2 separate regions of the Mus musculus genome follow, and region 2 is linked to region 1. The links are chromatin loops, found by intact Hi-C in ENCODE. Cell type or tissue: left cerebral cortex. All regions are shown on one strand. Each heading gives the region's core, and the rest is flanking DNA. Links, peaks and the distances in the headings are about the cores only.

What was found. Peaks named below come from ENCODE experiments on the same cell type or tissue, not always from the same donor. Only the 100,000 strongest peaks of a DNase experiment are listed, where the experiment ranks them.
Region 2: it touches region 1 in a loop (3-fold over the local background); 5 of 42 quality-filtered maps call a loop at or near these places.

The regions. Positions count from the first base shown.
Region 1 is chr12:16,993,110-17,001,435 of GRCm38, forward strand. It overlaps Pqlc3 (PQ loop repeat containing), which reads right to left and starts at 7,009. Exons shown (of 7, transcript NM_172574.2): 1 at 6,704-7,009; 2 at 4,665-4,747; 3 at 4,525-4,594; 4 at 2,505-2,562; 5 at 344-464. The coding sequence starts at 6,846. In left cerebral cortex, for the core only: a CTCF peak has its summit at 4,005 (motif pointing left); DNase peaks (open chromatin) are centred at 4,095, 5,299, 5,757 and 7,031; H3K4me3 peaks cover 1,334 bases; H3K27ac peaks cover 291 bases.
Region 2 is chr12:16,714,852-16,723,177 of GRCm38, forward strand. It overlaps Greb1 (gene regulated by estrogen in breast cancer protein), which reads right to left. Exons shown (of 35, transcript NM_015764.4): 9 at 5,996-6,124; 10 at 2,325-2,438; 11 at 1,777-1,920; 12 at 1-111. Among named protein-coding and RNA genes, the nearest start is that of Ntsr2, 66 kb to the left of the region's middle. In left cerebral cortex, for the core only: CTCF peaks have their summits at 2,956 (motif pointing right) and 4,250 (motif pointing right); DNase peaks (open chromatin) are centred at 2,977 and 4,260.

The DNA of each region.
Region 1 (8,326 bases), core at 231-8,230:
ACATTTAATAAAACTCCGCCTCATTTTTCATAGGTGAGAAAACCAAGGCTTGAGAAAACAAGCTCTTCTGCCTATCCAGTGTTCTGTGGGGTTTGTTGTTATTTAGTTCCTTTCTCCATTAACAGCCCTCTGTAGTGAACAGGACCCTGGGTAACAGTTGAAGCCAGTACTCAGTCAGCCGCAGTCTACATTACACCCTCTTGTACACAAAGGTGCCCTTAGCAGGTTCTGTTGAATAGTTAATTACAAAAGTATTAGTATGAAAAAGACCTCAGGCAATCAGTTAAACCCAGGAAGATCCTGATATTGATGAAACCCAGTTCCTAGAGAGTGGTTATCTTACTTGCACAGGTGTAGGCAGAAAGGCCCCAGGTCAGTGCGCTCACAGCTCCTGAATCTTGTACCTTCCACAAATACTGGAGCTGGGCAAACTTACTGGCTGCACTAATGACTGTGCATAAGTTCTATTGGGATAAAATGAGAGAGTCAGGAACCTAAAAAGATAAATGACTACATACAGTGCTTTGCTTATTTTTTATTTATTTAATTTATTTCTTTAAATGTTTGATTCTCTGGAGAGGAGACTCAACTCATGGGAACCATTTTCTTCCCACCATGTAATCCTGGGGATTGAACTCAGGTTGTCAGGCTTGGCAGTAAGCACCTTTAACCACGGCGTCATCAGCCCAGATACAGTGCTTTCTAAGCCAGATTTTCAAGTCTTGCCATCCCCAACTTGCTAAGGTTTGAAACCTCAATTTGATGAAGAATGGCTCTCGGCTACCTCTGTGGAAGGGGGTGAATTGGCCAGAGATAGTGGAAGAATCCCAGACCTGGCTGCAGACTTACCTGTCCCCTCCTCTCCCATCCTGGGATGGCACTTAACTGACCAACTTCCAAACTAACGCCAAAAGCTTTGTGTCTTACTTCCCATCCTGAGTGCCAGTCTCCTGTGACCTCTCAGAAAAGGAAGCCTTGCAAATTGACTATCAACCCACCAGGCCCCAGCTCCACAGCAGCTTCTAGGCTTAGACAGGCCAGAGGGAGGCCACTGTAGTCACACCCAGGCTGAGCAGGATGGCACGCGCAGCATTCAAGAATTCAGGGGAGTGAGGAGGCAGAACATATTAGGAAGGACCACAGAAAGTGATGTGTTTGGCAATCAGGCAAGAGAACCAAGTGAATAGTAGACGTCCTAGTCTATAGTGAATGTTTGAGGATGGTGCATGCCAAGTGAGGTGGGACTGGCTTTCCCAGGGCCCTTGACAGGCTCTGGAGGACAGTGCCTGCTCTGCTTCCTGTTGAGACAGTAGCACCTATATAGATGGCCTCCATAGGTCCTTGAGGGTGGAGATAGAGCTATACGGGGAAGAACCATGGGGCAAGGAGTGCCAGAGTGTTTGGGGGCAGAGGAGGGGGCAGTGCTATTGCCAGACCTGAACAGACAAAAGTGACAGTGGGAGCTGGGCAGGTGGCTTGAAGAAATGCTGACTCCAACCAGGGAAGCCTGTGGGAAAACAGCTCTTGAGAAATTGGGGTGCTGAATAAAGCAAAAGAAGAGGGCCAGGTCAAATCAGTGTGGTAGGTAGGAGCCAGTGAGAGAGAGACACACACCGAGCAGGTTACAACGTGGCCATGTCTGAATGGACAAGCTGCTCTTGAGTGTTTACTTGTCATGACACAGCTAACTTTGAGATCAAGGGGTAATGTTTGACTGGGCCATAAGAGAATCCTGGTAGTGCCAGCACACGCTCCAGGAAAGCATCGTGTTTTCTCAAACAGTCCAGTGCAGGCAAGGGACTGGGAAGCAGAGATGTGAATCTGCTTCATGTGGTCATTGCAAAGTACCAGTCTCCAATTCTGCCAGGGCACAGGTGCACAGTAATGCTTGTTGAGGAACTGAAGGCGAAGTCAGAGTGGAGGAAAGGGGAAAATTAATTTTTTAAATATGAAGCTGCCAGGGATGGCAAGATGGCTCCATGGGAGGAGGGGAGAGATTGCTGTGGGGCCTGATGATCTAATTTTAGTCCCTGAAACCCACAAGGTGGAAGGAGATAACTGACTACTGCAAATGACCGTATGTGTCTCTATATCAGCATCATTCCTGAATCGCATCATTAGAGAATTGCACTGTAAGCACCCCATTTACTTGCCAAGGTCACCTGATAATGGCATTCAGGAAACCAGGCCGGTTGGAGGGGCCACAGCAAAACTTGAGGGAAATAGGAAAAACAAGATTGATGAGATTAATGTTCAAAACCAATTGTCCTCTCAAGTTTCTATGCTTCCTTGACTACTAAGAGAACATACAGAGAATCAAATCGGCTTGACTGTTTTGCTGCCCGAGGGTGCAGTGGTCTCGGGAACTAGAAGGCATATTGTGCCCCTGAAGCCATGGACTCTAACCTGAAAACCCTATGCTGCAAGCCAACTCCATGGTTCTCTACAGATGTGGGGCAGAGAGAAGGTAGCTGCTTTTTCAGTCTGTTAGTGGCACCACTCACCATGGCCAAGTCGATGATCCATTTCTGCAGGCTGAGGATGAACCAAGAAGACACAAATCTGGTCAGATGCTAAGGGACCTAGCAGTGAGTCACTGGTGGGCCCACCCACCCCCTCCCATCTTGTCCTGCACAGACCAAGCCAGACCACAGGGGGTGACACAGAAGGCAAGGTAGAGTGGGGGGACTGTTCTGCTCGACGGTGTGTAGTTTGGGAAACATGCAAGGTGTTGCACATGAACATCTGCTCTGAGTTCAAAGAACAGAAGAAAATTATGGAAGAAAACACACAGACCTGTGTTCACACACTGTGAATCTGGGTCTGGGAATATCCACAGGGCTATAACTTTCAGCTGGTTTTTCTTTCCTTTTAATAAATCATGTTTGTTTTATGTAATTGGTGTTTTGCCTACATGTGTGTCTGTGTGAGAATGCTGGATCCCCTGGAAGTAGAGTTACAAACAGTTGTGAGCTGCCATGTGAGTGCTGGAAAGTGAACCGGGGTCATTTGGAAGAGCAGCCGGTGCTCTTAACCACAGAGTCTCTCCAGACTTCCCTGGCTGCTGGTTTTCTGACCATGGAAAGACATCTCTAAGGCATTGTCAAAAGTAAGCACTTAGAAAAAAGGTCCAGCCTTGCAAAGGAGAGGTGTTCTGCCAAACGGGAGTGCTGTGTGTGAGCTTTTTACTGAATCCTCACCCCTTTCTCACTAACTGTTGTAAAAGCACACTAGTTGGGGTGCGCAGTAGTAGGTAAGGAGGAACCACTTCCCATCTGGCCTGTGCAGGAACTCAGTGGCTTCATGAAACAGAGGGACCCAACCAGAGCAAAGGGACAAAGCTATGAGGGTTGGAGGCCCGTGGCCTGAGTAGCAGTGACTGGGAAGAACACGTCACTTCCCACTACTTTGCCTTGGGTTTCCTCCCTTGCCTTGTCCACCTCCCACATGCTGTCAGCATACAGAAGAAAGGCAAAGGTGACGAAAAACAATGGTCACACTAAGTAGGTGAAGAGATTATACTAAAGACGGGTCTATGGCAGGAGGCAGCAATGGCCAGCATCCAGCTGTTCTCGGTTTACTAAGGCATTCTCTATGCATAGTGCAGTGGCTCAAGCCTGTAGTCCTAGCATTTGAAGAAAGATGTGGAGTTTAAGGTCAGCCTCAGCTACAGGGGGAGATGAAGGCAGCACCCCCTTGGAAATGATCTCAGAACAGAAGTGGACCACAGCGATGTTCTCCCTCTTTCTATGGAGGGAGGGGGATCTTAGCCAGGGGTCTAACGGCAATCGGAGACAGCTTCTGGTCAAGATTTGCCCAAGCCCTTGGGCCTGTCACTGTTAAATGGGTGTGTGGCCATATCATGGCGGCAGCAGGGTTAACTGACTGCCACTACCATGCAAACATTTTCTTGGCCTTTTAAAGAGTATGAAATTCAAGAAAAGTGAACTAAATCTGACATGAAATCTCACCCTTTACCTAGAAGATTCCACTGAGTGGCACCGTCTGCTGGCTGGCCATCTGTACTGTAAGCCTCCAAACCAACACAGCCACCCACATGACAAGACTCAGCCTCTAAATTACAGTTTTGCATAGGTGTGTGGTTAGTGGAACCCATCTGGCCAGTGCTTATCCACTGAGAGGCACCTGCCAGGTGCATCCTGCATGGGACTTGGTGCCAGGCACACATGGTATTAATCCCCTGGGGACATGCTCTCAGAAGGAAGGAGTGCCCAAGATAAGCACAGATGGAGCGTGTTGCTCTTAGCAGGGTAACTGCACAGTTCTCATGTTCAGCAGGGACACAGCAAATCTATATCCTACTGGGTCTTGGAGGGCAGTGGAGCATCCTGTTATGGGGATACCTCTGGCAGCAACTGTACTAACCTAAGGTATATGTCAAGACTAGAATTTGTGATTCTTTCTCCATGCTGAGGACAGAATCCAGAGCCTCTGTATGCCACAACTGAGCCTCCTTCCTTAGGCCCTCCATCTCTATCTCCAGCTCATATGCAGGAAGGATACACGGCCATGTAGGGTAAGGCTTGCTTCACGTTCCCATTGAAATGAAAGACGAAGAGCAGGAGGACAATGTCTGAAACGAGAGGCTCTGTGAGATGGGCAGGGCAGCAGGTGGGAAGGCTGGGGACTAGAGGGCCAGTTACCTTGTGCGATGAGAATGGGGTATTCCAGATAGGTGAGCAGTGGGTTCCCATAGTAATGCTGATAACGAAGGAAGACCAGGAACCTGCAGAGAGATGCATATATTCACAGCCCACCCTGTGCCTGACCTCCCCAGACTCCAGACACTGGCATATTTACCCAACACTAGCCTATGTGGTCTTCATCATATGTGTGATTGACCTGAGGACAGACCTTCAGGAATATTGCCAGAGCCCCATATGTTGTATCCAATAGTCCTTGAAGGTCAACCTTCAGGGTTACCTACACTGCCTTCCACATCACACCATCACTTGGGAAAACTAAGGTCCAAAAGCCAAGGCCATGTGAGGACACAAGGGTTAGAGTCTCACCAGGAGATGTTGCCCTAGTTCTGGTTATGCTTTTAGGGGGACCCCTGTGCCCTGGGGATGGTGCATAAGTAACTCTGTTTTTCAGGTTTCTCTAAAGCAATCATCAGCCAGGCATGGAGTCTCTGGTGTCATTAAAGTAGGCTCTGGCCAAGATCCAGTTCCCTCAAGTCATGATTTTAGAGTTTGAGCTTGAAATCAGAGGAGGGCCTATGCCCCCAAGGAATCGCCTCTGGTGTATGAAAGCTGGTTTGACAGTGGTGTCCTTTAGTGTCTTCCTGATGCCTCAGAGACCATCTGGCTGGTGAGGGGCAGGCAGACAGGCAAGCAAGGCCCAGGAGGGAAGCAGAATTGTAGTGACCACCCTACTCATGGAGGGAGAAGGAGGGGGAAGGGAGCTAAAGAAGGGAAGGAGGAGTCAGAATGTAGACCGACAGGATCCAGGTAGATTGCCGTCCTATCCCTATTGTTCCTGCCTCTGGATTAAAACAACTTTACCAATAAAGCTGCTTGAGGATTTGCCTGTAGGGGCCCCAGAAGGACCTTCAGAAAGTTCTCAGGAACTAGGAACCATTGTAGTCTGGCGGAAGTAGGGATAAATAACTAGTAGATTTCAATGGTGGATCATATTCGTGCCTTCTGGCCACAGAACTGGTCTTAACCCTGCTAAGCCCACCTACTGCCTCAAAGGGAGAAAGGGAGGCCTTTGGGAGTTCCAGAAAGAGCCTGCTATTTACAGCACGACCTACTGCAAGACCCTTCCAGATCCCGGGGAACATTCCATGGCCAGAGCTGTTTTCTACTGGAGTCAGCTGTTGGATTTGAGACCATCTCTGGTTGAGTTTACGAATTTAAAGCCAGGCAGCAAAGAGTTAGCTACAAGCAGAATAGGAGACGTTGGGCTGGCACTCTGTAGGCATCCCTGAGCTTTCTATTCAGTCCTGCATCCTGAAGCCTCAGCTTCAGATGCCTATGAAGAATTTAGCAAACCAGAGGTCAAATAGCTCTCCTGACTTCACACCCGCATCCTCTGCCACAGCCAGACTGTCACTTTTGCATCCTCCAGTCTGTCTGTTGCCTTACCTCTCACCCTGACAGCCTTCTCCCTTCTCTGAAATTCACATACTCTTGTACTGTGCAGCCTTACGGGCCAGAGACCCTTCAGAGCCCCGCCTACCATCAAGCGTCCCTGGAAAGGTACACCTTGAAGCACCGCACCCCTTCCCCAACTCTATAGATGGGCGCGCCCCACTGAATGGACACAGGACCAATGGGTGACCGTGGGGTGAGGCTAGTGTCAAACCGAGAGGGCTCAGCCTGGTGCAAGATCACAGGACTTAGGGGTGTGTTTTCCGTTTGCTTTTTCCAACCAAAGTTTTACAACTTTGCCCCTTACTCTACTACATAGCCAAGGCTATTGAGAACTTGGCTCCTGCAGCAGTCACAGGCCATCCCTACCCGTTGGACCCCAGCTCAATTTTCAAACGTCTACTCAAGTTCCCCATCTTCGCTGAATTTGTAAAATGGGCATGCTCAGGCAAATCGTGGAATTTGGGAAGAAGCAGGGGAGGTGGGTGGGAGCGCCCCGGGTAAGCACCTCCTAGCCCCGAGCCCCCGAGTTAACCCTTGGTTTCCCGGACTCCCAATTCCTCGCAGGCCTCCCGGGACCTTACCCCGCCAGCTCCAAAAGTAAACTAGGGAGGCTGATGCCCCGCGCGCTGCGCGCCGCCAGCTGCGCGTAAATCTGCGGCAGCTTGAGTGCGGCGCAGACGCCCAGCGTGCTCCAGTTGCAGAACCATAGCAGTCCGGCCTCCATTCTGCAATCTCGGACGTGCCGGGCCAGGGGGGTTCAGGATCTTATAGGTGAGAACCGGAGGCTCAAAGTCCAAAAAGTCCTTCCGCCTTGCCGCCGGCCGGGTCCCGCCCTGATCACGCCCCGAGCTGCTGTGCAGCAAGTGCGCTCCGCCCCGAGTCTGCTCCACTCAAGATGCTCCCTACCCCTTTAGTCTGTTCCGCGCCCGTGCGCCCCGCCCAGAGTCTGCTCCGCTCGGAGCGCACCCCGCCCCAGTCTGCTCCGCTCCTAGCGCACCCAGCTCGGAGTTGGCTTGGCTCGGGATGCTCCCTGCCCTGTGTCTGCTGTGCTCCCGGTCCTTCCAGACTCCAGGGCGGTGGTTCTGTCCTGCCCTGTGTGCGCACTGCCTGGAGTCTGCTCTGCTCCCGGTCCTTCCAGACCCCAGGGCGGTGGTTCTGCCCTGCCCTGTCAGGCACTGCCAACTGCTGATTCACTTTCCGGGTTCCACCCAAGGGTGCTCCTCCTCGCAGAGTGGAAACGCCCGAACAGACTAGCCTTCTCCGGGGTTAGGTGGGCCCAGGGCCTACACACACACACACACACACACACACACACACACACACACACACACACACACACACACACACACACACACACACACCAGGACACACACACACACACCAGGACATTCACCCATAGGCTCATTTTCCTGTTTTCTCATGCAAATTGGCCTTGAACTAACTAACTAACTAACTAACTAACTAACTAACTAACTCTCTCTCTCTCCCTCTCTCTTTCTCTCTCCCTCTGTGTGTGTGTGTGTGTGTGTGTGTGTGTGTGTGTGTGTGTGTGTGTGTGTGGCCTAAGCCAGCCTTCAACCTCGGATCCACCTGCTTCCGCTTTCCAAGTGCTAAGATTTCTAGTGTGTGCCACTGCACCAGGCCGTTGACCTTGTGGTTTGAGACAGGATCACGCGACCCATGTTGGCTTTTTCCTACCTTCTTTTGGCAAATGCTGGGATTACAAGCTTGTTCCATCGTACCCTCTGAGAGCCCACTCTTTCCAACCTTCCCTCCTCTTTTTATTTTTATTAGGTTTTGTTGTTGTTGGCATGTGTGCGAGTCTGTGATTGAGTGCTTGTGTAAACAAATGGACAACCTCAAGTGTCATTCCTCCAGGACTGTGTACCGCCCCCCCCCCACTTTCCCTTTTTAAGGTGGATTCTGGGGATCTAATTCAGGTCCTCAAAGGAGTTGGTAGATGACTATTGATAGGGGATGTTGCTGCTGTTTCCCCTCGGTTGGGTCCATGCTCTCTCTCATATGAGGGCAACTGATCGCTGGCTGGAGAGCTCAGGGCCCATAGCACACCCTTGGAAGGTGAGTGTAGTGGGAGTGTCATGAGGTCCCTCTCCTGTAGTGCTTATAAACTGTAAACAGTAGCTTTGGGGGAGGGGGAGGGAGGCTGACAACCTGACTGCAGTCAGTGATGCAGTTTTCTTTCC
Region 2 (8,326 bases), core at 233-8,232, 280 kb before region 1:
GTTGCTCATAGGCCCTGGCAAGCGACTGGGAGTTCTGGTAGCAGGTGTACAGCAGGGGGCTGACGACCACATCATTCAGGTTTCCGCAGAGGTAGGGAAAGTTCCCATGGCCTAGAGGAGAAGAAAACCAATTCAGCAACTGGTCTTGTGCTCGGCTTTGGTGAGGTACCACTGTAGCTCCCCTGAGCATAAGCGCCAGGAGAACTCTTAGGTCTCTCAGAGGCTCCTTTTCTGAGAAATCTCAGACCTGCTACAGTCCCTGCTGTGTATACCTACTCTGCCCTACTAGAACCTAGGACAAAATGTCATCTATCATGTCCAGCCATAGGCAGGGCATTTGTTTGTTCATGCCATCCAATCTCTTTATTTTGCAGTTGAGCAAGTTCAAGCCCAAATTAAAGAAGCTTGCCCAGAACCAAATGGCAATGGCCTCGAAACAGCCGGCATGTGTGTCGCAGTGAGGACTGTTCGCCAGACGTGTGACCCACCACCACGCCTTGCACCCTCCCAAGGATCGTTAGCTAACAGAGTTAACAAAACAGGTCGGTGTCTAGACCCAAAGATCAGAAAGTGAACAACCTTGAGGAGTGCTGGAGTGGATGTTAGAATCCTTCTGATGACAGCTCTTAGGGTAGACCTGCCCAAGCAGGGGTCTGACCCCTTCTTTGTCATCATTAGCTACATGACCTTAGACAAGAACTTGACCTTCTCTAAGCCTTTGCACAATGGGGAGATGGTAAATGCTCAGTTATGCTGAGAAAGAATGTCCCTCTTTGACTCTCACTATGGGACTCCATGAGCCACTTCCTGAGAAAAACTTTCTCAAACTCAAAGTGTGACAGATTTGCTAAGACATGTGCTGGCCCCACCCACATCTCCAAGTTTCAGAATTTAGGTATGTTCTGTCTCTGGGGCAGGCCTGTGAATCCAACTTTCTGTTTACTCCCCTCTGGTGCTGAGGTGCGGGGTCAGCTGGACAGCACCGTTCACAAATGTGCCAGCTTACAAGCGGCACTGTGGCTACCTTAGAAAAGGGATGCCACGCTTGTCATGCAAGGGGCTGCCGGAAGCCCCCCTAAGAACCGGATGAAAGCTAAGTTACAGAGCTGCTGGCCTGGCCGGGAAGCTGAGGTGGGCATCAGGGAAGGAAGTGCGCTCGAGCAAAGCAGAGACTGCGCTGAGTTTGCTCAGTGTGCGATGCCGGTCTGTGAGCCGGGGTCCACCTCTGAGTCCTGCAGCCTGTCCCAGTTCTGCAGCCTCGCCTCTCTCACCCATTCACCCACAGAACAGCATGAAAGAGCTACAATGCTACCTCCAGGTAACCTATACTAGCCACCACACAGAGGAGATCAAATCCTCTCTTATCTAATGCTTCTGGAACAGTGACTATGTCTGAATGCTGCACAATCCAAAATGACTGGTGGCTTGGGGTGACAGTGGAACAAAGCCACGGGGTTGCTTCGTCCATCCCCCGAGTCCTCCGCAGTAGCTGGACGAGTACAGCAGGGATTCAGTGAAACAGAGAATGAAGGAAAGGACAGCAGATGAGCAAGCAGTGAGTGTCCTGGGTAATGTCACTATGCCCCTGCTGGGACAAACTGTGTCGTTCTCGGCCCTCTGGAGCCTGGGGCCGCTTCATTTGATCATTGCCCTGGATAGCATCCAGATTCGCTCAGGAAGATGCCTATGGACTCGGACTGAGAGGAGGTCACAGTTTCGTGTGGGAGTCCTTGCACACTTCGCTACCTCCACTGCTGGGTGCACTGCTGTACTTGCCTTTAAATATCACTGGCTTGGCCTTGCATATTTTCAGCAAGTTGTCCGGAACAGACACTGGTTCACCAGAGGCCACCACCGGGAAGGTGACTGAAGCTGGTCCCACCAAGCCAGCCTGGGGCACACAAGGTATGCTGGTACCTTCTAGAAACACAGCAAGTAGATTAGTAAAACACAGCAAAGGAGGCATCTGTCCCCAGCCCGCCCAACATCCACCCGCCCACAAAACTGCTGCCTCCATACTCATAAACCTGTGGACTCACTCAGCCCCACCTTCCCCGCCAATAAACACTGTCCACACCATCAGCTGAGGAGCTGCTTGGAGACCTTGCTAGGTCAGGGGGCTGATACAGAACTATCACAGGAGACTGGACCTCAGGAAGCAGCAGGAACATGAGAAGAGGTCCTTCTGCTATGCCAGGGTCTGGCTGCTCAGAACCCCCTTGTACATCTGCCTGCCCACGTGTGCATATATGCACACATGCTGCTAGCAGGCCACCACCACTGGTACCCAACTTTAGGATTTGGGCAAGGCCTTAGCCACTTACCGTGCTTGGCTCTGTTGCCACCACCCTGAATGAAGCCACCATCCGTGGTTGATTTAGACTCCGGGGACCACCCTTTGTGCCGTTTTTTGGGAGGCCCAGAGTTTGGCAAGATACCTAGACAATAGTTAAGAGCATGGGTTAGGCCACCATTGGAAACTGGCATCAATAAAAACCTTTCCTGATTTGGAGTGTCCGTCTGTTTTGTTTTGTTTACAAAGGTAGGGCTCAACTCCAGGACCTTGCACGTGCTAGGCAGATGTTCTAACACTGGGCTTAACCTTAACACTATCCTTAGCCCTTGGTAGTTTTAAAAATCACGGCCTTTAAAAAAAAATCACAGCCTTACAATGGGTTTTAAGCTCTAGTCAAGTCTCTAGGCAAAAGGAAACACCCTGTCCATTTTTATAATGTTTCACTCCACAGTTGCATTTAGGCTGCACCTCTCTAAGATGCATTTTTAAAAAACGGCCATAATAATAACAAAATCTAATGAGAAAGTGGTTTAATCAGAAGTAGAGAGAATACAAGTAAAATGCTTAAATGAAATGCTTAGCCAAGGGTTTGGGCTCAGTAAACTGCAGCCACCAGCATCAACCTCCTATTACTGAAATGTCCAGCACTCAGTGCACCAACACAATTTTGCCACTTGAGGGCAGTGCTGATCCACTGCACACCCCCTTCCTGCCCTCCAACCCCACTGTCACCCCCCATCCAACCTGGACAGCTAATGTCACATGTTGCAAAGGAAGACCAGAGGCTGGACCCACTGTTGCATGTGAGTCTCTGCCCACTCTAGACGGCAACATGCTCATGACTTAAATCTATTTGTAAATTATTCAAAGTACCAAGAATGGGCCACCATATTTTCTTGAAAATCCTGACAAATTTTCTCATCTCTAGAGCCCCTTGTCTTAACCCTGCTGTACTTTAAATTCACCTGGACACTTTTAAAACCACCTAGCCAAGGGTGGCGGTGCATGCCTTTAATCCCAGCACCCAGAAGACAGAAACAGGCAGATTTCTGTTGAGCTCAAGGCTAGCCTGGTTTACATTGTAAGTTCCAGGCCAGCTAGGGCTACATGGTGAGACTCTGCCTTTAAAAACAAGATAAGCAAACAAAAACCTGTCTGTCTGAGCACAAGCCTAGTCCAAGGAACTCAAGTAGCTCAGCATGTGGGGAGCGCGTCATTCTGATAACTGGAGCTCCCAGATGATCTGAACCCAGGCTGAGGGTAACATCACCTTCAGTGGAAGCAGAGAGCACACACAGACCTGGAAGATGCTCATCCAAGCTGTCTCTGCTAGACTCTCCTTAGAGCTACCACAGAGGGCCTCTGAGTTAACGGTAAGGGTGCACATGCTGTCACTAGTAGTGCACATGCTGTCACTAGTGCCTGGGTTTTTCTGAAGCCTGAGGCAGTTTGAGATTGACTGTCGTAGAGTCCCTCCAAAGGGACCTCAAATGCAACCTCATCATTAGACAGACCAAAGCAGAAGAAAATAGAGAGAAACAAAGTAGCACAGGGTTGAAGGGCATGAAGTACTTTCCCTACAAAGCCCTTTCAAACCGGCAGGTTTCTTTGCATCAGAGATAGGGCCCTACCTCTGCACCAGGTGTTCAGCTCGCACAACACTAGTCCCAGAAACAGAGGAAGAACTCCTCAGAGAGAGGACGGGCCGCTCCTCTAGGAAGTGCTTCTGAACTACTAGAGGGCAGGGCTGCAGCTGAGGATTCTCTTCCTCCTCTAGAAGGTTAACAGGAAATGCCTCTACTGGGACTCTTCCCCAGTAAGTACTCTCAAAACATCAGATACCAGCGTACCTGGTAGAGGGGACCCCATCTGGCATTTCTGAGGAGGAGGTCCCCTGCTTCCTTAGAGCCCAACCCTCGTCTGAGACAAGGCTCCTAGTTCATATCCTCCACCAGGGGGCAGCATTTCACTGAGAGCAGCCAGTGTCACTCAGAAGGAGTTTCCTACACACTGCTTTTGAGTGTCTCCTTCCCCCAAGGACAGAAGGCATGATAGCTCTGATTAATATGCCTGTACTCAACTCTGTGACTCGGGTGAGCCAGTGTCTCTGACTTAGTCCCTCTCTCTGTCAGGCTCACCAGAGCCGTGTGCTGGGACTTCAAGAATTCTTTAATGGGAGAGGAGACTATGGCCCTGAGTTGAGCTCTAAAGGCCATCTAACAGAGGTGGGGTGAGCACTTAGAGACGGGATAGAGTGTGAACATCATGTTGAGCCACCAAGGCAGTGAACAGCTGAAGGCGGAGAATGGGGTTCAACGGGCTGATCCCAGAAGATCTTTTAAGGCTCCAGCAGCCTGGAGTTTAAAGATCTCCATTCCCCACACAACTCCACAAAGTAGGCTTGGGGAGTTCAAGTCCAATCCTGAGGGAGCCTCTGTAGGCTACTGCCCAAAGCCAAGCTCCGGGCCCAGGCTGAGCAGAGCTGGCACACTGTTGCCTGAGGTATGAGTTGTATGACACCAGGACTAAGTGTCTTCTAGCTAAGCTCAGGGGGAAAGCCATGGACAGCGAGGACCTCCTGTCCTTATGACCAAGGGCAGTCTTTGGTTATGTGGCTGCTGCTGCATCAGCACCTGGAGGAGAAACAGCCCCTGGAGGAAGGTAGGAGTCTTCAGGGTAGGGTGGGGAATGATAAGGGCTCCAGGAACGTGGAAGCTAGTCAAGACTGAAGAGTCTTGGATCCATGCAGGGGCAGGAGGATTGCATCTACAGAGAAGCCTCTGGGCACAACAGAATTATATTCCAGCCCAGGGTGCTTCTCTGAACCTCAGTCTCTTCCTCAGTGGTAAAAATAAAACTCAGGCACCACACTCTACCCATGAGCTGCAACCCCATTCCTAGGATGGACATTTTCTAAGGATCCTTCCAGTGTAGTGTCTCAGACCCTAAGCGCCAGCTCAGCCCTGTTCACAGAGTCAAGGGAGGAGGGAGAGACAAAGCAAGAAGAGAAGGGGAGCAGAGAAGACTTGATGTCAGAAGGCTTGAAAGCAGAGAAGTCTTGTCCCTAAGACGTGTCCTTAGGAACAGCGATGGTGGGAGAGCACTGGACTGGAGTCTGAAGGCAGTCCCCAGGTCTCTTTGCCCCCTTCCTCCCACAGGTCTCTGGTACTCATTTATCTCCTCCACCAGATATTAACTGGGCAGGCAAGCTTCCGTGGTGGGCTGATGCTGATAACCATCACCTGTATCATTCAGTGATCTCCCAGATGTGCAGTGATTCCATGCAGCATCTGGAGAGACTCTTACTGTCCTCACAGTGGCATACTAACTCCCAAGGAGGGATGGCTGAAGAGACTGCGTGGTCCTATGGCTTACAAGACAGAGCTGGGCTCTGAGTTCATTCTTACCTGTTCTGACATCAATACTCCCAATCTTCCTGACACCTACTTCAGAAGAGGTCACCTACCATCAGCACAGAGCCCTCACTGCCCCTCAGCACACGTGATGCCTCCCACACATGACTCGCACAGCACTGGCTCAGGCAGAGACCGAAGGACATGTGACACTTATCCTGATGCTCACTAATGCAGCATTAGACTCTGGAGGCTCCATGCCTCCAGTCCCATAGCTCCCATGCCCTCTCTGGCCCAGGCCTAGAGAAAAGAAGGACCCCGGCACCCCCAGAGTCAGCAGCACTACCCAAGGCTGAGGGGCGCGGCAGGGCAGACAGGCTACTCTTCACCAGCTGTGGGTGCTTGGGGGAATCCTTGCCATTGAAGACTGCAGGACCTGTTGCTGTGGTCACTGAGGGGTGATCAGAGGCTGGTCCTGAAAGCAGAAAGGATGGAAAGGGGGTCAGACCACAGGCTGCACTAGAGACAGACAAACATACTAGCTCCGTGTTGGTGGGTCCCATCAGGAATGTAGGGATCCTCACATAGTAATTCTGCCACTTAAACACGCACACACACACATGCACACGCACACACACATGCACACACACAGAGAGAGAGATACATACATGCATCCATGTGTGCACATTTGCTTATACACTCAAAAACCCACATACTCATGTATGTGTGCATAGAGAAACACATGCATACCTGTGTGCACATTCTTTCCCATATGGACATACACGTGCACATATGAATGCAAACACATTTCCAAACTTCACAAACATGTACACACATGCACAGTATGCATATAGGAGCATATGCCTGTTCTCCTATTTACACATTCAAGTGCACAGAAGCATACTTAATAAACACACAAATGTACAAGGAACAAATATACACCAATACATGTATGTACACTTAGAAACACATACATGTTCCTCTTACATATGAACATGTGAGCAGACAGACGCATACAAACATGAGCATACAGATGTCATGAACCTTTGCTTTCACCCCAGTGGGTCTAGTGTGGCTAAAGGAAGGACCTGGGTGCATGTGTGGCCAGGCTTCCTAACGCACATCCTCATGTCTGAGATGGATGCTTCTGTTTGCTTCTAGCTTCCTCTACTTCTGGAGTTCAGTTTATATCAACATACAGCCAGGTTTGATGCCTTCCCTAGCTGGTTGGTGTGGCACACACCTTTAATTCCAGCACTTGGAAGGCAGAGATAGGCAGGTCTCTTAGTTTGAGGCCAGCCTGGTCTACAGAGTGAGTTCCAGGATAGACAGGATTATACAGAGAAACTCTGTCTCAAAAACAAAAGAAAACAAAAAATAAATCAAGGAAGGCTGGCGGGTGGGTTACTGACTGCATCTGAGCTACTTAGAGGGTTCCGGCTCCCCAAGTTTTGGGAGTAATTCTGGGGACAACCATGGATCCTGTTCATAAGGAGGTCTCCACTAGCTGGAATAGTCTGGAAGGCTTTTAAGTGGAAGCAACATGTGGGGGCAGAGCCCTGTGACAGTTAGAATGTGGTCTGGGGCTGACTACGTTGTGTCCAAACCACAGTCCCACTGCTTATGAGCTGTGTGACCTGAGACACTAACTGAACCTCTCCAAATTTCTGTGTTCCCTCCATAGAATGGGGTTCAAGGAAGCAACTGGCAGAGCCATTGTATGAAGGACCCAGGTGGATAAACATCCAGGGCATGGAACAGAGCTGGCATGGAACAGGTACCTACCACTGGGGGATGCTGACGCTATAATCTCATTTAGCTCACCCTGTGAGCTAGATGGGAAAGGATCTCCAGGTTTACTCAGGGGAAAGAGTTAAGTTCCCAGAGTTAAGTGAATTGCACAACCAGCATGGATGGTGGCGCTGGCCTCTCCGTCAGTTACTTAGACACAAAAACAGTAGGCTCCCCAGTCCACAGTGAAAAAGGGAGTGAAGGGCCTGGAGGAAGAGGCCAGAGGCCAGCTGTGGAAGGGAGCTTAGAGCCTCGGAAGGACAGCATGTTCCAGCCAGTGACAGATGGGTCCTAGAGCAGAGCCCAGGACCCTGGCTCCACTCCCTGGGCAATATACTGCACCGACTTTCTGGGCAAGAGAAATGAAAACCACCAGTGACCTTTGAGTCCTCAGAAAGGCTGACATTTCTAGGCAACAGCAACCATGCTTACTTACGGACATCTTCTGTGTGACGGTCAGGACCACATGTGTGAAACAGAAACACCTGATGTGCAAGCGTGCCTCCCCTCCGACCCCCTCCATCCCTGTGAGATCCTGGGCAAGCCTCAGCCTCCATGAGCCTCCATTTTCCAAACATGCCACTGTTCACAGGGCATGGTGAGTCTTAGGTGCACATACAGAATAGGCATACCCATCATGGAATAAATGACCAGATCTAACCTCAGACCCGGCTAGAAATCCACCTGAAATGCTGGCTTGGTGCTTGTCATCCAGTGAACTAAGTATGCAGATGGACTCTGATACGGAATCCCACCACTGGGGGAATCACATCCCTTATCAAACAGGAGAGCAGGCAAGCCTTCCCAATGAAAGCCAACATGTACTTGTTGCTAAAACTTACAGATTCAAAATGACACAGAACAACAACATGCAAAGTGAAATTTA